Regions from separate parts of the Homo sapiens genome. Here region 2 is linked to region 1. Evidence: chromatin loops called from intact Hi-C (ENCODE). Cell type or tissue: PC-3. All regions are shown on one strand. Links, peaks and the distances in the headings refer to the core of each region. The heading gives the core; the rest is flanking DNA. Region 1 overlaps EYS (eyes shut homolog). Region 2 overlaps LGSN (lengsin, lens protein with glutamine synthetase domain).

Evidence for each region. Peaks named below come from ENCODE experiments on the same cell type or tissue, not always from the same donor. Only the 100,000 strongest peaks of a DNase experiment are listed, where the experiment ranks them.
Region 2: a loop joins it to region 1, with 13 times the contacts of the local background. A loop is called at or near these places in 12 of 110 quality-filtered maps.

Annotation. Positions count from the first base shown.
Region 1 is chr6:63,796,753-63,808,033 of GRCh38, reverse strand. It overlaps EYS (eyes shut homolog), which reads left to right. Exons shown (of 43, transcript NM_001142800.2): 37 at 1,662-1,844. SCAT8 (S-phase cancer associated transcript 8) reads right to left here and starts at 1,198. Exons shown (of 2, transcript NR_157848.1): 1 at 1,148-1,198. It also overlaps the pseudogene LOC100422587. RefSeq lists an enhancer at 7,819-7,888. In PC-3, for the core only: a CTCF peak has its summit at 5,202; a DNase peak (open chromatin) is centred at 3,573; H3K4me3 peaks cover 1,061 bases; H3K27ac peaks cover 3,538 bases.
Region 2 is chr6:63,302,985-63,314,265 of GRCh38, reverse strand. The region is part of intron 1 of LGSN (lengsin, lens protein with glutamine synthetase domain); the gene reads left to right. Among named protein-coding and RNA genes, the nearest start is that of LGSN, 11 kb to the left of the region's middle. In PC-3, for the core only: a CTCF peak has its summit at 6,261 (motif pointing left); a DNase peak (open chromatin) is centred at 6,235; H3K4me3 peaks cover 348 bases.

The DNA of each region.
Region 1 (11,281 bases), core at 1,682-9,681:
ACCTTTAGGTAGACTCAGTTGTAAATTATTAACAGGAAGAAATATTAAAAGCAAAAGATAGTCATTCCTTTTCTATTTTAGTATTAAATTTAACTGAATTCTATTTTCATAGTTTTTAATGCCAACATTGAATGATGGTCAGTATTTTTATTCTGTTTCAACTCCAGTACATTTCATTTCCCTCAATCACCCTCCCCATAGTACTACTGAAAGTGATATACCTGAGAGTGTTATTATCTCAGGGACACAAATTATAAAGTTTTCATTAGATTAAAAAATAAGTATAAGAAGCAATATGTCTCAAAAGTCCCTACTTCACATTCTGGTGAGTTTTGAGAAAATTACATTTAACCTATGCCACACATCCCAGGGAATAAACTGATAAGATTTTAATAAAATATCAAAACAAAGTATTCAGCTTCACACAAATATCTTAGTTTAATAGTCATAATAAACTGATAAGATTTTAATAAAATATCAAAACAAAGTATTCAGTTTATTCACACAAATATCTTAGTTTAATAGTCATATAAAACAAAGATATACAAGCCTTTGATAATAAGCATCATTTTTCCTAAATTATTTGCTGTATACACAATTATAAACAGACATAAGAAGCTCTTTTAAGTGTTACATACCAGAGTGAGTATATTTCTTAAGGCTTGTAAAAATTCTAATTTTACAGCTTCCCTGGAGTTCCAACATCTCTTGAGAAGGAAACAACATAAGCTCTTATTTCCTCAACCGAGCTGTCCCCAACCAATAAAAATAGATCCTAGGAACATCCCTTAATCTGGTGACATCATCCATAAAAGACAGGAATGGGGTGTCAAAATCCCCTTTCTATTTTCTGTTGTCCTCTTTGGGTAAGGAGATTTAAAAAACCAGTGGAGACTTATGAAGGAAACAGTACAATGAAAGAGAAGAGTTCGATACAAGAAGCAACCCTCAGTTAAATTCTATTTTGTTCACACTGGCCCTTGAACTTCATCTAATTTTACCATTTCCTGTTTTTAATAAATCTCCCTACACTTTCACACCAATTGAATTCCATGTTTTTATTACTTAAGAAGCATCTCAGCAAAGAAATAATGAACATTTCTTTTAGACAATTATTTTTACTTAAAGAAAAGCTCTGGTCACTCACCAATGATGATAGAAAACTGACCGATTTCCTTCCTATTTCTTGACTTTCCTAGCCCTGACCTGGGGCTTTGGCTCAGATAAAGGTGCAGGATTAGAAAAGCACAGTTTGTTCAAAGGTGTGAGCTCCTCTCTAAGTCATATCCAGGTTTTGGATGCCAAATCATGTTTACGAGGCACCTGAGTAAATACTTTGTTTGGCTGCCAGTAATCTTTTCTATTTCTAAAATTAAGTTTCAAAATATAGGGGTTTGCTTTTTAAGTAAATTATCCATTATGTAGAAAGAGTATGCTAGTGAAAGGATTATATAGAAGATCTCAAAACACTGCATTTCCTTTGTTCTGGTTTTGAAATTTCCTGTTGAGTCACTTAGTTGCTCAATGCTGAAGGGCACTAAAGTATAATTAATGTAATAGTAAACAGACTATCTGGCCAGATGCATCAGCAAAACGTAACCCTCACTTTACAAATACATGTACAGGTTTATTTTAACTGTTTGGTTTGGGTTTTTTCACAGCTATTAATATTACTCAGCCAAGGTTCAGTGGCACAGATGCCTTTGGATACACCTCATTCCTGGCTTATTCACGGATCTCAGACATCAGCTTCCATTATGAATTCCACCTGAAGTTTCAGCTGGCAAACAACCACTCAGCACTGCAAAATAACTTGATATTTTTTACTGGACAGAAAGGCCATGGTAAGATTAACTGAACCCTCTAGGACTTGCCTCGCTCCTTTAAGAATACTTTAGAGATTCCTCAGGGACACTCTAATTGGCTGTGGTAAAAAAAAGACCTTTGCCTAGATGCAGCCTCCTCCTGTTTTCTGCCTTGAGCATGTTCGCTGTAGTCCAAAGTACTTAGCAGTTCCCTGATCCTTTCTGAAGCTCTACTTTGCATCAGGGCTACTGTATTAGTCAGTTTTCATGCTGCTGTAAAGAACTGCCAGAGACTGGGTAATTTACAAAGGAAAGAAGTTTAATTGACTCACTGTTCAGCATGGCTGGGGAGGCCTCCGGAAATTTACAAGCATGGTGGAAGGGGAAGAGGAAGCAGAGTACTTTCTTCACAAGGCAGCAGGAAGACGTGCCTAGTAAAGGGGAGAATTTCTCCTTATAAAACCATCAGATCTCCTGAGAACTCACTCACTATCACGAGAACGCATGAGGAAAACCACCCCCATGATTTAATTACCTCCACCTGGTCTCTCCCTTGACACCTGGGGATTATGGGGATTACAATTCAAGATGAGGTTTGCGTGGGAACACAAAACCTAACCATATCAGCTACCTTTCATAATCAAAAGAAAAAATTCCTACAGGCAAACATGAGGACAGGGAAGGTGACCAAGTCACATGGGAAGTAAGTTTATTGATTTGTCCTTTCCTCTGTTTCTTTCTGTTTCCATGTCTGAAGAGAGAAGGGAAATTCTCATTTTTCCATGTGTTATAAAATGGAAATGGTTGTTGCCCTCAAAGAAAACCATTCTAAATTAAAGGAGCAAGAAATTAAGAAAGTACTCAGCCTGTAACAAAGTACTCTAGTGCCCTGGAATTGGTGGGAAATCAACTTATAACTTACATTTGTCTCTCTTAAGTAGAAACTAGTTATGCATGTGCTAAGTCAAGGAAAATTACCTATGTTTTACTTTTAAGTCTGCAATCAACAGTTAAGCAATTAATCACCTAACTTCTCTGAGTTCAGTGTTTTCATCTGTGAGATCAACATATTGTAACAGAAAAAGACCTTTCTCTCAGCTGTCAGTGGTTCTACGGTGCTAGGGTAAATAACATATTCTGTTTTTTTCAACTCAATCAGTGACTGTCTCTTAATACCAAACACTCTTTTCTGTATCAGCATATGTCTGAAAGGAGCCTACACCCCAAATGAAATGTGGTATTTCAGACTCCCACCATGTCTGCTAGGATGGGGTACTCTATCATGTAAAGTACTATTCATTCTACCTCCAAAATTTGTTTGAATCTCTTCCCCATCCCTATGCTGAAACCTCATGACCTCTTCCTGACTGGTCTCCCTACTGATTTCCTGCCTGCAATTAATTATCCACATTGTAATAAGAGTTAGCCTCTTAAAAGGTTTATTAGATCATGTCTGAACCTTGTTTAAAACCCATCTGTGGCTTTTTACTGCACTTAGAATGCAATCCAAACCTCCTTATCATGTTCTCAAAGGGCCTTCAGGATCAGATCCCAGTCTGCATCTCTGAACACAACCAGGCCACTCTCACTATCTCTGTGCTTTTCTCCTACAGCTCTTCTTCCAGTGCCTTAACCACCAAGTGCTTTCCTGTCTCAGAGGTTTGGTGCATGCTTTTTCCTCAGCCTTGACAGGAAATAGCTATCATAGTGGTCAAGGGAGCAGGCTCTAGAGACTGGTGATGTAGACATGAATCAGTCTCCACCATGTGCAAATTATGTGTCAAGTTACTTAATGTCTTTGTGCCTCTATTTTCTAACCTATCAAATGAGTATAGTAACAGTGTATTTCCTTACAGCGTTGTGAGGAATAACGAACTTAATACATGGGAAGCTCTTAAAATATTGTTGGACTCGGCCAGGCGCGGTGACTCACGCCTGTAATCCCAGCACTTTGGGAGGCCAAGGTGGGTGGATCACCTGAGGTCAGGAGTTTGAGAGCAGCCTGACCAACATGGAGAAACCCCGTCTCTACTAAAAATACAAAATTAGCCAGGCATGGTGGTGCACACCTGTAATCCTAGCTACTTGGGAGGCTGAGGCATGAGAATCGCTTGAACCCAGGAGGCGGAGGTTGCAGTGAGCCGAGATTGCAGTGTTGCACTCCAGCCTGGGCAACAAGAGCAAAACTCTGTCTCAAGAAAAAGAAAAAGAAAAAAAATCATTGTACTCAATAAACACGGTAGTGTATCTTTTCTCAAAAGGGCCTTCTGTAGCCACCTTCACCAAAGTAAGTCTTGTCCCACCCCATCCAAGTTATTCTCTACCTCAGCTTCTTATTTACTTCCTTCATTGCCATTACTTTAATTTAGTATCCTTTTATTTATTTTTAATATAGTTGTTTCTTGTCTGTTTTCACTAACAGAATGGGAGCTTTACATAGAAAGAGATCAAGTCAGCCCTGTTCAACTTTATACACCCATGCTTAGCCCAGTGTCTGACCATAATCAGTATTTAATGAATGAATAAAATAACCACAATAAGAACAAATAATTGCATGAGATATAAGTCCACAACAGAGCTTCACAAGGATTCCTAAAGAGTGGTCATTCTTAGGGATTCTCAGTTCAAATGCTATGTCCTCTATTAGTATTTCCCCAGCGGTTCCCCTCCTCGCAACTCTTCCATCAATTCCCCTTTGTCTGAGCATGGACAGCCTGTTCTGCATTAGGATGTGGAGCCTTTGTTACAGGCTTTGGCTGGCTGCAAAGTTCTAAATTTCTCTTCTCACTTATAGAAATGGTGATTTATCACTGTATCACCCACAAAGCTTCTCTCCAATGGTTTTAATAAATATCTATGAATGTGCCCACTATAGCGCAGGAAGGGAAATAAAGAATTCCTACTCCTAACCCTTTACTCTGCACACCACTTATCATATATTTATCAATTAAACCCTTCTGATTTGAAAAAAAAAAAAGCCTGGCAAATGAAAACTTCAAATGAATATTGCAGACCCTAGGTCTGTCTTGTTTCAAAACAGATATTCTAAATCCTGATAGAGTCAAATAGGGAGAACCCAAGCAAAAGACAAACACCTGGACCATGATACTGAAATACTGCCACCAAAACCCTTTAGTACGCATCTACCAAATTCTCCTTCAAAATCTTTAACACACACATAAAAAATATAAAGCAATGTTTTAGCCACCTCATTTCTAAATTGTGAAATCTTACATGTGACATTTTCTAGTCCTCTCTAGTATTTTGCTTTGTATGCAGAGGAATTAATGCTAATTCTACATTTGCATTTATAGGTTTATTGCATGGTTAAATAAAGGTTAGATAACAGATTGATAAACTGTGAAGTTCATTTTCTAAAAACTGAAAATGAGAGCTCTAAAACATACAGTTGCACATTGCACCACATGAGGGAGCAAGAAGACCAGCTGAAAAATACAAATCATACTAAAGAGCTTTTTCTTTAAATGGACACAATAATTGTACATATTTATGGGGTATAACGTGATGTTTCAATATACAATATATTGAATCATGTATATTGAATATATACATATTGTGTAATGATTTAAGATAGAGTTTCTCCAAATAAGAGCTCTTCACACATATATTAAAATAACATGAATGTGCTTGTTAAAACTCTAGTTCCCAGGCCTTCTTGAATCAAAAATTAGAATAAAATAAAATAAAATTTTATCAAGAATCTTAGGTGCTTTTTATGCAACTAATATTTGTTTTTTTTTTTAATTTTACTTTAAGTTCTGGGATGCATGTGCAGAACGTGCAGGTTTGTTACATAGGTATACATGTGCCATGGTAGTTTGCTGCATCTATCAATCTGTCATCTAGGTTTTAAGCCCCGCATGCATTAGGTATTTGTCCTAATGCTCTCCCTCCTCTTCCCCTCCTTATGCAAGTAATATTTGAAGGCAACTACTGAAAATCTCCAGGAGCCAGCTAAATTAGACCACATGCAAGTATGGACTAAGGTATGTAATTATTGGCCATAATATCATATATAGGGATTATTCATCAATTTATATAGCATAAAGCTATGAATTAAAGAAGTGAGTCTTTTAAAACATATCGTTATTATTAACCATACAATTTACAATTATCTATTCTATAGAAGAAATGACCCAAGTCAATGTTATTATAGTAGTACATATACATTTAGATGTTATTGCCTAGTAATATTGATCTTTAACCTACATATTGGTTGTTACTATAAAAATCACCATACCATATGCTGCCTTTATCTTCCTCAGGTGAAGAGATGCACAAAGTCCCAGAGTTTATAAAATAACTTGAGTAAGCCAACCTCTAATTTCTGATATGTCCATAAAAAAGCAAGGGGACAACACTGATGATAGTCTTCTCTGAGTCTTTCAAAGCTGAACACTCATTTTGCAAATACTGCCACCAAATACTGCCACCACCATTGAGCTCTCTGGAAATATCCTGTCAAACACTTCATCATGAAAATGTCCCTTTGACTTATGATTTTTACCTAACCTAAGCCTCTTCCTATGCTTCTGCAGTCATATTTGGTGTTTTCTTCATTAGCTTCTCTTCCTTTCCTGCCCTCCACTCTCTTGTAATGTACATCTTAGAGACTGGCTCTTCTAGAACCCACCCTATATATCCCACAGTAGTCCACAGATGAATACATGACTTCCCCTCCTGTATCCCTTCTGTTGGTAACTGTTATAAACATTCTGCTTCAGCCAGAAACCCAGGAATCATCTCAATTTTTCCCTTTCATTCATTTGGACAAATATTGGTTGGGCACCTAGATAAGGCCTTCTTTTAGGTGCTGGGGAAGCAGTTATTAACAAGACAGACGAGGTCCTGGTCTCTCTCCATTTCATCCCCCATGTTCTATGAAACACAAGATCTCTCCATTTTACTTTCCAGTTACTTTTTGTTTTTTTCTCCTTCTTTCTATTCTCATTGCTCCTGGCTTCTCTGTCACACACTATTGCAATAGCAATAGCCTCATTTCTAGTCTCTCCGCTCAGTCATGTCCTTCTTCCCCTCTATTCTCCTCTTTGTTACATGGGATGGTTCTAACATACAAGTCCAAACATTTCTTAGCTAATCAACATGTTTCATCATAGCATACCACCTAAGCTCCTCTGCATAATATACAAAGACACTTATCAAGCCCCTACCCATTTGCACAATCTCCTTTGGTTTCATTCCACCCCATACTTGGCAATATTAGCACATGTGTACATCCTGTGTCATGTGACTGTGTCCCCCACTTCTGTGCAGGCTGTTCCACCTTCCTGAGCCACCCATGCTTCATAGGCATGCCTCCAAAACACTGCCCTTTAAGTCTCAACTCAAAAGATCATTCTTCTTTGAGTCTTTAACTCTTCCAGAAATTTTTGTTTGTTTTTTGAGACGGAGTCTCGCTCTGTCACCCAGGCTGGAGTTCAGTGGCAGGATCTTGGCTTACTGCAACCTCCATCTGCCAGGTTCAAGTGATTCTCCTGCCTCAGCCTTCTGAGTAGCTGGGATTACAGGCACCCACCACCACGCCCAGCTAGGTTTTTTTGTATTTTTAATAGAGACGCGGTTTCATCATGTTGGTCAGGCTGGTCATGAACTCCTGACCTCAGGTGATCCACCCACCTCAGCCGCCCAAAGTGCTGGGATTACAGGCGTGAGCCACTCCGCGCCCAGCCTCTTCCAGAAAAATTTAACAATTAATCTCACTGCAGTTCATTGGTAACAATTCTCATACCTTTTAAAAACTATCTGGATATCTTGCAAACCAGAACCACTACATTCCTTTTATATCAATAGTGGCTGTCACATATAAATACTCAACAGTTTTTTAAAGAATGAATATAAAAATGCATGGTCCCTGATGTGGTAAAACTTACAATCAATTTAGAAAAGCAAAACACAGGTACTTAAAGTTTTGTTAATTAACAACACTAAACCAGGAACCATGTCTGGCACACACAACCTCTATCACAATGTCTAATACGTATCTGGAATATAAATAGCACTGAATGCAAAGATATACGTAAGTGATAGAAAACGTGGAAGTCAGAAAGTAGAAATCTCATCCAGTGAGAACCGTCAGAGAACAGAACACATCCTCCAATGTGTTTCTCATCCTTCCCTTTCACTTTGAGCAATCCTCCACAATTAGTGCTACAGCAGCCCAGCTGATATTTGCTGTTCCATTCTCCCCCGCCCAGGCTCAGCTTCTCGACTCCAACAGTGCATAAACAACCAGTTCATGCTACCTGAGATCCATCGCTCTCGTTCAGTCCACCGTCAAGCTTCCTCTTGCCTGGAATTCCTGCCCTAGTCCTCTTTACCTCTCCCAGTACCTACTCATTCATGTAATGTTCTCTGACAAACTTGGATCTCTTATATTCTACCTACACAAAGCCTACATAGCACTTGTGGTTTTATCCTATAATTTGGTATCTAATTAAATACTGTTTTGTCATTTACAATCACTGCTTTGAATTATATGAAGGTACCATTTTCATAAATCAAAGCATTAGAATAGCAGCAATTTCATAATCTTAATCTTGTCCCTCAACAAGATTAATCATAAATTCTTTCCATTTCTTTTGGATTCCCAGCTGCATCATTCCTGTGCTGGATAGTTGGTGAAAAATCAATAATTACATGTTTATTTATTATTTCACTAACTGAAAGTCTCTCTGTGGACAGAGGCTATCCTAGTTAGCTAATAATGCTGTGTAGGCATTGATTGATTCGGATTGTAGTGAAGAAGTTAGGATCTGATCTAAATGAAGGGGGAGGGGAAACATGTAGCACTGTTTGAATCATTGAAATATAAGTTAAAATCTCAACTGTAGTTTGTATTAAAATTATATAATACAGTAATAAAAAAAATTTAGGAGCCGGGCACGGTGGCTCATGTCTGTAATCCCAGCACTTTGGGAGGCCAAGGCGGGTGGATCACCCGAGGTCAGGAGTTCAAGACCACCCTGGCCAACATGGCAAGACCCTGTCTCTACTAATAATACAAAAATTAGCTGGGTGTGGTGGCAGGCACCTGTAATCCCAGCTACTCAGGAGGCTGAGGCAGGAGAATCACTTGAACCCGGGAGGCGGAGGTTGTGGTAAGCTGAGATCGTGCCATTGCACTCCAGCTGGGTGACAAGAGTGAAACTGTCTCAAAAAAAAAAATTATATATATATATATATATATATATATATATATACACACATATACATATATATATATACACATATACATATATATATATATTTTAGAAGAAATATATTTGACTTCCTGGAAATTTGATCTATGCACCTAAGCACTTTATGCACATAGCTGTCAGTCACCAGCATGTAGATCTTCTATGCTGTGGTAATTATGAAAGGTTGCCTCATATTTTCTGCCAAATAATTTCTTGTTTGCTTCAAGCCCTTAGTTATAAACTGTAACAGAAATAAGAGTGCATAAATATAGCTTGATTATTTTCCTGTGGAAAAAAAATGAAATGAATGTCACCCTACAGAACAGAAAAAGAAAATTGAAGCAGGGAGTGTCACAGAAGCAATCAGCTCAGCCTGTTCTTCAGAGAGCCCTGGTAGGGATCAGGCAGAAGGAAGATGCCTGATGAATGAGAGCAGGCTATGGCCAATTCCCTAATGTAACACATAGTTCAATTGCACAGCACTGAGGTATTTTATAAACAAAACTGACAGTGTATGCCTATATTCAATTTTTTATAACAGAAAAATGCTCATTATTTTATTCTGTAATCACACCAGGAAGACTAGAAATCATGAGAATTTTCTTCCTGAGAACCTCAAATTATCAAATCTTGGTTTTCATGGAATCAAATATCCTGTACTATAATGTCAAAATTGTCTGTTTTAAATTATTTGAGTCTTTTAAAATAGTTTAAAAAGAAGTTAAGCTATTCACTTTCCCGACTGACTGAGAAACACATAAAAATTGTCACATGTGACTAGTATTCAAACAGGGTTAGAAATGACAAAGATATACAGATACTTGCAAATCTTCCCCCATCTTTTTTTCAAATGTATTTCTGAAGAGGGAATATACACTTAAGGATGGTTCAAAGTGGGTAACCTTGATTTCACAGGGGAACACTATACTTGCAGTAAGCCCATGTGGTTTCATCTTGTGGAAATTTAAGTTTACCCACAAACTGGTGCTTACATCCCTTATTTTCACAGTCTCATCTCTGACAGCAAGAGAGATACAGATTTGCCACTTTTTCTAGTCTCACCTCCTTTTGCTCAAGAGATATAAAAATGTGGGCCATATGTAGCCCCAAGAAATGCATTTTATCACATTTTCATATTCTCTGAGCATAGCACTGGATTTGTTGTTCCTATCAACCCTTCCACACTGTCTGTTCACTAGCACAGATGGAAGTCAGGACACCATATTAATTTGGCCACAAAAAGAGCCAGTCTACATTGCCTACATTTTAATGGTTTTAATCCCATGAGGTAGACACTATATTGTATCCATTGTGCTCAATGGCTAATGATGAAACATCATGGTCATGGCTGTACATGGTTCTAATGCTCTCAAAACCCTAGAATATCCATAACTGAATAGTCCCATCAACAGAACAGGAAGCCAAAAGTTTGCCACTATGAACAGGAGCTATACAGGTCTAAGATAAAAAGAGACTATATGCTCTTTAAGAGTTAATCCAAAATCTTTAGTCATCTTAATTTTAGTTTAGCATCCCCTAAAGTAGAGACTGTAACTGAATATGGGATAAAAATGGCTCAAATGTCTAGAATCCTATATCACTCGATACATCTTGTTCCGGCAGTAAGGACTTTCACTCGTTTGGGTCTTGTTTCTCACGTATCGACCTAGATATATATTTTTTGTTTTACTTTAGTTTTGATTCTAATTGCATAAACTTCTATAATTTTCCTAAGACCTTTCACACTTATTTAACTTTTCATTCATATCTAATTTCACTTTCTTCCTAAAAACTGAATATACCCTCTCATAGCCAGTTGAAAAGACAACTGAAACTCAATTAGGTTCATCTGGGTGTCTCTGTCGCAGAATCATTATTTTGTTATATTAAGAATATTTAATCAAAAGATCGTTTCCTTCTTTCAGAAATCAAAAGGCATTACAAGCCCTAGAACTATAATCAAATATGGCTGCAAAAATATCTTCACAAAACATTCCTCCAGATGGGAACTCCCACCAGTAATCAAGCGCCATTCTGTAAGCAATATTCATTTGGTGGGAGAACCACAGCACCATCGTTGTGGCTCCTCTTACATTTTCTCTTTCAGCCTTGACAGGAAAGGAAGAAGGGAGAAGGAAAATTTACTTGTCACTTAGAATTTCTTAATCCATTTGGAAATATCTTTTAAAACACTTGAAGTTATTCCTAGAGACAATCCTATGAGGTGTTATCTTTACCAGTTTTTTCAAAAGAGTG
Region 2 (11,281 bases), core at 2,020-10,019, 490 kb after region 1:
AGCACTCTTCTATATTTTTTTCCCCATAAGGGCACTAATTGTATCTTGAAGGCTGTAGCCTCATGACCTAATCACCTCTCGAAGGCTCTACCTCCTAACATCATCGCATTAGGTGTTAGGGTTTACTGTATGGTTTGTGGGGGACACAAACATGCCGTTCTTAACTCTGCTCTTTCTTCTAACGATCTACCCCTTTTCCTTCCTCTGATAGAGGAAAATGTATTAAAGTTAATTCCTTTATTTCAATCCCAGATTCCATCTTTTCTGTCCTCCCAGGGACCTCCCTTTATTTTTTTTCTACTCTCTCCTACATCTCCTTTTTTGTTTCCTTTCATTAAGCATGTATTTATATATGTGTATATGTATGTATGCATGTATGTATGTATGTATGTATGTATTTATTTATTTATTTATTTATTTATTTATTTTTGAGACAGGGTCTCACTCTGTTGCCCAGGTTGGAGTGCAGTGGTGCAATCTTGGCTCACTGCAACCTCCACCTCCCGGATTCAAGTGATTCTTGTGCCTCAGTCTCCCGAGTAGCTGGGATTACAGGCGTGCACCACCATGTCCAGCTAATTTTTATATTTTTAGTAGAGATGGGGGTCTTGTTATGTTGGCCAGGCTGGTCTCAAACTCCTGGCCTCAAGTCATTTGCCCACCTTGGCCTCCCAAAGTGCTGAGATTACAGGTGTAAGCCACTGTGCCTGGCTGTCTTAGCATTTAAATATATGCAAGTCTTCTCTACCTAAAAGCAACGTAAACTTTTCTTGAACCTCTATGTACTCCCCTGGTAGACATATTTTCTGTCTTCTTTACTTCATACTTTTGAGTTGTATTTCATATTTTCATTTGATAATATTTCTTGTGTGCCTGCTGGGTGTAGATCCTGGGCTAAACAACTCACATTCCTTTTCAACTCACTGGATCTAGCTGCTGCTCACATGCTTCCACCGTGACTGTCCTTACCAAGGCCTCCAGTGACTTGGGTTGCAAAATACAAAGGGCAAGTATTAATAACAATCTTATTTATCATTTCAGCAGCATGGTCCATTGGTACTTCCTTTTTATGTTTACTCATTAACTATGGTGGGTTTTTAGTTCTATTTATTTATTTATTTATTTTTACTGTGCACCATTTAAATGAACATCTCAGTTCTCTTTTACATCTCTTATTTTCTCAGTCCCTGTTCTTTCCCTTAATAATTCCAACCACTGTCAAGGCTATTTTTTCCTTCCATTTTGTCTTTTACATTTTGACCCTTATGGTCAATGCTTGCTGGACACCTCCAGATGACACAATCACCTTAGATTCCATATGCCCAAAACAGAACTCATAATTTCCTTTCTCAAGTCTTTGCTTTTTGGGTTTCCTAGTCAGAAATGTGGTTGTCATTTTTCATTCCTCTGTCTCTGACACTTCCTATATCCAGCTAGTTACCAAGCTGCGAAATCCACTTCCCAAGTATGTCTGCACTATGCTCATTTCGCCCGCTTCTCCAGAGCTATTCTCCTAGTTCAGATCAATGTAATCTCTACTCCAGATTACCCAAGTGGGTATTAGAGATATAAATAGTTCCTTGTTTTATGGTATCCTGACCTAGCTGTAGTGTTTCTCAATTCTACAAGGGACACTTAAATGTATACTTGGCACTTAAGAGATCATAATGCCTGGGACTAAAGTAATTAATGCCTTTTAGTTTGGAGAAAAAAAACTTATACATGGACGAAAGCTCTACTTTAATGATACTGAAAGTTATTTAATGAAGCATTAGGTGAGATCTCCAAAGGGATACTATATAATTTACCAATTATAATGAAGACAACATAACTATGAGTTATTTGAAGGGACAGAAAGTTTAATAAGGATTCTACTTTCATTGGAGACTTAAGAACATCAATCATCCATTAAAAATAGAGCTACTATATATGATTCAGCAATCCACTACTGGATATATATCCAAAGGGTGTGGAATCAGTATGTTGAAGAGATATCTACACTCCCATGTTTATTACAGCATTATTCACAATAGCTAAGATATAGAATTGACCTAAGCATCTGGCAATAGATGAATGGATAAAGAAAAAGTGATATATATACACAATGGGATAGTATTCAGCCTTTGAAAGGAAGGAAGCCTTAAACAGGCAATAATTAGCTTAGCCCAGGCATTATGATCCCTTAAGTGCCAAATAAAATTTTCTGTCATTTGTTAAAACATGAATGGACCTAGAGGACATTATGTTAAGTGAAATAAGCCAGACACAGAAAGACACATACTTCATGATCTCACTTATATGTGATGTGTAAAAAGGTTGAACTCAGAGAAGCAGAGAGTAGAATGTGGTTAACAGAGGGTGGGTGGTGAAGGGATTGGGGAGATGTTGGTCAAAGAATAAAAAATTTTATTTAGAAAGAAGAGTAGTTTCAAGAGATCTGCTGTACCACATGGTGACTACAGTTAATAATAATATATAAGAGGACCTCAAAAAGTTCATGGAAAATGTGTATTATAAAAACTGTGCGTGGATTTTAAAATATTTTGAACCAAAGTAAATTCATGCTAATTTGTTATGACATGTCTGAACAGGATATAGTTTGAGGCATTAAGCATAGGACATCAGTTTGAATACAGCATGTATCAGAGCAGCATGAATTCTGCTAAAATCAAAGCAAGAATGAACATCAAATTTATGGTGAAGCTGGGGTGGAAGAATGGTGAAATCCTTGATGCTTTATAAAAAGTTTGTGGGGACAATGCTCCAAATAAATCAGCAGTTTGAAATGGGTGACTCTTTTTGAGAAGAGATTAAACAATGTTGAAGATGAAGGCTGAAGTGGCAGATCATCCACATCAATTTGCCCTAATTGTTCATGCCTTGATTGAAGACGGCTGGCGATTAACAGCAGAAACAATAGCCAACACCATAGACATCTCAGTTAGTTAAGTTTACACAATTCTGACTGAAAACTTAAAGTACAGCAAAGTTTCTACTTGATGTGTGCCAAAACCATTGTACCCAGATCAATTGGAGATAAGAGAAGAGCTTTCAGTGGAAATTTTAAACCGGTATGATCAAGATTCTGAAGAATTTCTTCAAAGAATTGTAACAGGAGATAAACATGGCTTTACCAGTATGATCCTGAAGATACTGCACAATTACAGCAATGGCTAGCAAGAGGTAGAAGTGGTCCAGTCAAAGCAAAAGTGGACCAGTCAAGAGCAAACGTCATGGCAATTGTGTTTTTTGAGATGCTCAAGGCATTTTGCTTGTTGACTCTCTAGAGGGCCAAAGAATGAGACCTACTTATTAGGAAAGTGTTTTGAGAAAGTTAGCCAACACTTTAGCAGAAAAATGCCCAGGAAACCTTCACTAGAGAGTTCTACTTCACCACGATGATGCTCCTGCTCATGCCTTGCATCGAACAAGGGTAATTTTGTGAGCATTTTGATGGGAGATCATAAGCATCCAGTTTACAGCACTGATTTGGCTCCTTCTGTCTTCCTTTTGTTTCCTAATCTTACAAAAATCTGTAAAGGGGATTCATTTTTCTTTAGTTAATAATGTAAAAAAGACCGCATTCATATGTTTATCTTCCAGGACCCTCATTTTTAAAGGGATGCACTAAATGGCTGCTATGATTGCTTACAAAAGTATATTAACCTTGATAGAGCTTATGTTGAGAAATAAAGTTTATATTTTATATTTTTATCTTTTAATTCCATTTCCATGAACTTTTTGACATACCTTCATATTGTATATATAAAAATTGCTGAGAGAATAGATTTTCAGTGTTTTCACCACAAAAAATGGGAGATAATATATATCCTAATAGCTTAATTTAGCCATTCCACAATGTATACATATATCAAAAGATTATATTGTATACCATAAATATATATAATTTTTACTTGTCAATTAAAATTAATAAACATTTTAAAAGGAAAGGAGATCTAGGTCACCTTTTGTAGCCCTTCTGTCCCCAAATAAGAACATTAATCATTTTGTAATGGATGGCTACATCAAACCACCCTGCAGGTTAATTTTTGGTTGTGGCCAGAAAAGTAGGTAACTGTCTTATCAGGACAGGCTAGATAATCAACAGGAGCCTAGGAAAGAAGGAAACAGTGTGACCCCAAGAAATGATAAAACTAGTTTTGTACAGATGGAGATAGGGTTTGTATGTGAAAATTCCCAGCTGTGAAGGCTGGAGAGATTGTTGAGAGCCTGGATTATGCAGAGCCTTAGAGAATACCAATTTGAGTTTTCCCTGAAGGTGAAGGGAGAATTGTGGAGGTATTTTCAGCAAAGAAATAACAAAACCAAAATTGTGTTATAGAAAAATAACATGGCAGTAGTATGAAGGATGAATAGAAGAAGGGTAACATTGGATGCACAGAGAATGGCTAGAAATTGTGGAGTTGGTCAAAGAATACAAAATTACAGTTAAATAGGAATAATAAATTCAAGACATCTAATACACAGCATTGTGGCTATAGCTAATAATATACCTTCTTGAAAATTCTAAGAAAGCAGATGTTAAGTGTTCTCATCACCAAGTGATAAGTATGTGAAATAATGCATATTTAATTAGCTAGATGTAACCATTCCATAATGTATACATACTTTAAAACATTTTGTGGTATACATACATACAATTTTATCTGTCAGTTTAAAAAATTAAAGGAAAACGCCAAAAAAACCCCACTAGACAATCTTATAAAAATGGGCAGTTTTAAAAAGACACTTCAAAAAAGAAGATATTGAAAAAAATTGTGTCAATCCAGGTGACAAAAGATGGAAAATGGAAGAGCTTTATTTTTTTCTTTTTGAGATAGAGTCTTGCTCTGTTGCCCAGGCTGGAGTGCAATGACGAGATCTCGGCTCACTGCAACCTCTGCCTCCCAAATTCAAGCAATTCTCCTGCTTCAGCCTCTGGAGTAGCTGGGATTACAGGCACCCGCTACCACACCCGGCTAATTTTTGTATTTTTACTAGAGGCGGGGTTTCACCATGTTGGCCAGGCTGGTCTCAAACTCCTGACCTCAGGTGATCTACCTGCCTCGGCCTCCAAAGTGCTGGGATTACAGACGTGAGCCACCGCGCCCGGCCAGAAGCGCTTATTTTTAAATGGTAAATCACTTGAAAAGAATTGCCACGTGTATTTAACTCTTTCTACTTTCTCGTATGCTACTTTCACATTTTTACTATTATAATGAAGGTGGCACTGAACATACATGACGTATCTTGGATTATTTTCTTAAACCAAGTTGCTAGGAGTAGGAATACAAGGTTAATAGGTACGGATATTTTTAAAGTAATTAATACAAGTTTGTGATGTAGTCTTTGAAATAACACTTCTGTAAATATTTTAAGCACATTTTCTTTCTTTTTTCTTTGAAGAACACACTTAAAGGTAACTGAAGGCACATTCTTTCCTCTTTGACATATTCTTTTAAGTTTGATAATTATCGATCCCTTTTTCCACTATTTCTAACAGAGGTTAAAACTTGATGAAATTTTGATTTGCTTGTTTGCGTTTTCATGCACCTCTCTCATTAACAAAATCAGATGTTTGGTAAATGCATTAATGCCTACACCTCGGACTATAACTATTATATAGGGGTCAAAAAAAGTTTTTTTTTTTTGTATTGACATTAAAAAGGTAACTGTTAGAGAAAATTAAAACTAAATCAATAAAATCATTGATATTTAGAACCTAAATAACTCATTATTATATTGGAAAGAAATTTATTAGGTCAAATTAGGGTCTACATTTAATGCTTGGCAGTATTCCTTTAGGTTAAGCGTTTTTTAGTTAATTTGATCAAGTCACTGAGTTGAAATGCAAAATGATAAACTTATATTAAACCATATAAACACCATTTCAAAAGAATCACCATGGTGAGAAAAACATGAATTATGAAAATGTCTTGTAATGAACTTGAATGTAAGAGGAAACATTTTTTATGGCCATTCCCATGTATGAGACAAAAAGCCATCTGACGAAACGATAGTGGAAACATTTTTGAATTGTGAAAAGCTGCTCTGGTGAAAATATCAAAAGAATGAAAATCAACCTGTTGTAGCAGAAATTTGGGATTGTCCAAATTAAGCATGAATTAAATGTATATATTTATGCCATGCAATCAAAATGAAACTGCATATCTGTACTTACGCTCATGATTCTTCCAGCCTGGTTTACCTCACTCCCTATCTTCAGCTGAAATGCGCCCTCTTCTGTTTAAGGTTAGCCTATCTGAAGACTGAAATACTCTGCCTGTGTAGTAACAGCATTACTGTAGAGTCCAAGCCAGGCTATTTGGATCACACTGCCCCACTCTAAGAATCCTCGGACTGCTTGATATGCCTTCATGATTCTGAGAGGTTCCCCTATTTTATTGTGTTTAGAATCTGGAGCTTCTTAGATAAGGGAATAGTGCCTGACCCAATGAAAGTCACCTCTAGGCTGGCCAGGGCCTGTGAGGTAATCTAGAATGAGTTATCTTTCCACCAGAAATCCTCAGTAATGCATAGTGCCCAGGCAATATTTGTGGCTGACCTCTGTTTAGTACTTACCATGCATCAGGCATTGCTTTTCCAACATAATGGTGCCACCAGGGAGAGCTGCACCACTGAGTACTTGATAAATGGTCAAATATTTCTAAACTGATTGGTAAACAGTGGCTAACAAGAGCCTCTTAATGGTCCACTCTACCCAAACTTTTCTACCTGTCCTAGTATTTCCCTGGGGCTCTTGGACCTGTCCACAGCCCATCAATTAAAGAGTTAAAGAACTAGTACCTGGCCCTACAGGCCCTCCAGGACCTTGCTACAGCTTCCTAGCACCCCAGCAATGGTTGGGAGGATATCCTGGTGACAGTGTTCATTAAGAGTGTGCCAAGTACTTGGTGCTCTGGAGCCAACTGGCTGGGTTCAAATCTGAGCTTTGTCACTTATGAGACTTGTGAGCTTGGGTTAGTTGATTAGTCTTTCTTTGACTCAATTTTTCTCATCTCTGAAATAGGATGGTAATGTATTTATCACATGGGATATTTTTCAGACTAAATAAATTAAGACAAAGCATTTAGAAGAGATCTAGCACATAATAGGCACAATATAAGTGTTGGTTATTTTTATTAGATGTACTAATGGCTAAATATTTTTACCATCACCCTTTAGTACCACACTAGATACCACTGTTGGGGAAAAGACAGGTGGTCACTGCTGATACAGTTGTGCCTCATATCTCTAGAGCTGCTGCATATTCTGAACAGCATTCCGGTAGTTTTGAGACCTAGTTGTGTGGTAGTTGAGAAAGTTTATTTCTTTACTTCTTACCTTACATTTTAAATCAATTGGCAGTATTTAACAATCATGAAATTTCAAATAAAAATCCAGATTTCTGGCATGTTTTGAAAATTTGTAAAACTGGCAACACGAGGGCCACGTTTTAATATGGCAACAATTGTCTGGACTCCTGTGTTGGCTCCTTCCTGGGAAGGGCTATCAACTACTGCGTTCGCCCTCCAGCCCATTGTGTTTTTTTGTAATCTGTCTGCTATTTGAGTTTGCTCTCCTTGAACTAGGCTAACCTGAGCATATCTCTTTCTTTACAACATGGAGGCCCTTAACTGCCACAGCAACACTTTATTGCCTCTACTAGATTGTAATATTCTTTGTGAATCATGTTTTATGTTTTGTTTATTTTTATGTCTTTGATTTTGCCTTATCCATAGTAGGTTACAACTTCACTCTTGGGACTAATGAAGGTTAAACTGGTGGTGATGTGAATTAAGATGGGTTTTGCTTTTATACAGAAAAGAGTTATAAAAATACAATTGAAAAAGAATATATAATTGAAGAAGTTGAACAAGTTTTATGAGTTACACAGATCACACTATATAATAAAAACAGAATTCCATTTAAGTCAATTATCAAGCTATGGTGATGTAGGAAGCACCTCAAATAAAATACTTAGATTTGAATTCCTATTCTTCCTCAGATATGACCTTGAACAAATTACCTAACCCCTGTGGGTTATTTCTGCTTTGGAAAAAATGTAGGTGATAATAAATATTCCCTGTATGTTGTGGGTATTAGATGAAATATAAAATATTGTCTGGATATGGCAATGCTTTTAAAATGTTAATATTTTTATAGGTATTATTTTAAAGACTTTATTTTTTTGTTGTTGAGACAGAGTCTCACTCTGTTGCCCAGGCTGGAGTGCAGTGGTGCGATCTTGGCTCACTGTAACCTCCACCTCCTGGGTTTAAGCGATTCTTATGCCTCAGCCTCCCAAGTAGCTGGGACTACAGACACCAAATTAGCCATCAAATCTGGCTAATTTTTTGTATTTTTTGTAGAGATGGAGTTTTGCCATGTTGCCCAGGCTGGTCTTGAACTCCTGGCCTCAAGTGATCCACCCACCTCAGCCTCCCAAAGTTCTGGGATTACAGGCGTGAGCCACCCCACCTGGCTGGATATTATTTAAAAGACTTTAGGCAAATTAAATTTAACAGAGTTTGATTGAGCAAAGAATGATTTGAGAATTGGGCCTCCCTGAGAACCAAAATAGGTTCAGAGCGACTCTGGAGCTGCCACATTGTTGGATAACATTTATGGACAGAACAAGAAAAGTGATGTACAGAAGACAATAATGAGTCACAGAAACAGCTGAATTAGTTACAGCTGGGAGTTTCCCTTATTTGAACATGGTTTGAACAGTTGGCTGCCTGTGATTGGCAGGCATCTGAAATTCTAATTGGTACAGGAGTAGGTTATAGTCTGTTTATAAAGTTCTAGGCCAAACTTAAGATATGTAAGGAGGTAGCTTTATGTAAACAATTCCTCCCTTTGGGTCAACCTCTTAAGATTGAGAGGTTGACTGAAACCTTAGGCATTGACGTCACTCTCACACCATTGTAAATGGACTTATTTGGTCTCAAATTCCACTGGGAAATAGCAGTACAGTGGATTTTGTAAGGTGGGAATATGGAAACAGAATGAGAGAAAAATAACCTGATTGTTTACTTTAGGTTAATTTTTTGTAAGGGTTAGAGCAGAGGGGACCTCTTTATTATGCTGGGATCTCCTGTTTTCAGAAGAAAAAAAAACTGTACTGTTTTGGAATCTATCTTCTTCCTTAAAGTTTCACTGTGATTATGTTGTATTAGCATGAGTGATTTTGTTTTGATTTGGTCTGTTCTGTTGGGGTCTAATGCAAGAGTTCAGTCCAGAACAATGGTCTTCCATAATTTTGTTTAACAATTCTCTTCTTTTGGTCAGGTTCTCACCTAGATGAGAGTGTGACCAAAACTTAGGGCTTTGGTGCTACTTCCTATTACCATTATTTTGGGTTTTCTGTCTTAGCACATTATTGATAGGTTATAGTGTCTTCACGATCAGGCATTTCTTTGAGATTTTGTCATTCCAGTCAAAGATACCATCTGACATTCTACACATGGCTGTCTGCAAACATTTAAAACTTTGGAGAGAATATAGCATACCAGGGAGAATACTATTGTGACTGTCAGAATGATAATGATAATGACTACTATAGTGACTGGCAGGAGCATACCAAGAATTTGGAGTATGCTCCTTAGCCAAGGTTCCTATTAGTTCCTATTAATCAACTAAAGTTAAATAGATCAAAGAATAAGCCAGATGAAAAGTCTACATGTTTTAATTAAGCAGCCTGTTCATTAATCTCTTGTAACTGAATCTCTACAAAACCCAGTGTATTTATTCATGTACAATAAGAAGTGTAAGCCACTGCACAGATTTCTCCCTGTTCAGCCTGTAGGTAATCTAGAGCAATTTTATTATCTAGCACAACTTTAGCAAGAGAATTTAAAGAAGTCTGCTGCACAGCCACAGGTTTTGCAGTAAAATCTGCTGTACAGACTACTGTAAGGGATACATTTCTAATCATTACCTCATTTACTCCAAGCCATAGAAAAAGGGAACTAACAAATGATGCCCATCTAGAAAGGTGAAGGCCTCTTGGCAATGTTTTATTTAACCTAGGATGTACGTTAAAAGAAGTGGACTGATGTTCTGTTTCTGACTGATTATGGAGTAACAAAGGTGTCATTAAAATTCCTAGCCTACACTGGCCCTTCATCTTGCATCCATCAAGAGATAAGGTTGCTCATGTATAAGGTTGTCTGTGAAATCTAACACAAATAAAAATATACTTCACACACATAGGCCCCTTTTCCCACTGTGTTGTTCCAAGAGGCATAAGCAAGGCAAAAGTTAAGAAAGGTTAAGAATCTCACGATGGAAGAGAAGTCTTGTTCCATGATCTTGGGAAAGCTTTCTATGTCTAGGATGCCATCTGCTTCAAGGGAGAAAGTTCTCTGGTTAGCTTTACCTTAAGGTCTCTAACAAGTGTTTGGTTTCAAGAGGCTGGATGGGCCAGACTCAAGGTTCAAGGTCCCAGTATTTTACTGCAGTGTGAGTGGCAAGGGAAGTCTTTCTCTGATGGTGTTTCCAGAAGGCCCAGTCTCTAAGTTTTAGACCATGAAGGGTTTGACTGTACCCAGTCAGTGGATCATAAAAAGCTCCTTTTACCTAATGAAAATACACTTTGGCACAATGCATTGAAGCCTGCATTGTAGCATTTAGTCATATAAGAATTTAGGTGCAGAAGATACATAAGGTTCTATTATTAGAGGCCTTACAGTGACTATTTCATAAATGGTCAACTCATGTTTTGATTGGAAGAGGAACTGATTGTTATCAGTCTGCAGTACCTTTGACCAAGACAATTCAGTCCATTCAGTTAGACTTGCCTAATGCTATTATAGCTGTAACACCTTATGTTTTACAACTTGTCCAGTGAAACAAGTACCTTTATTGTTGGAGATTTCTCTAGGAATGTTCCATGAGAGAAACACATTTCTTGATAACCGTTAAGCTATTTTAGCTATTGTTATTGCATTAGCCTTCTTGCATGAGAAAGCTTGTATATAACTAGAAAACATGCATTACAAATGACAATTGAATAGAAGCCATCTGTAAATGTTCAAATGGCCCATCAAGTAGCAAAAATGTACCTGAAGTTTTTTTTGTCTTCCTAGGATTATGGATTTGACAAAGCAAAATAAACCACTTTGGCAACTTAGAATAGTCATGACACCAGTATATTTTTAAAAATATAATTTGGATGCAATCTCGGCTCACTTCAACCTCTGCCTCCTGGGTTCAAGCGATTCTCCTGCCTCAGCTTCCCGAGTAGCTGGGATTACAGGTGTTCACCACCATGCCT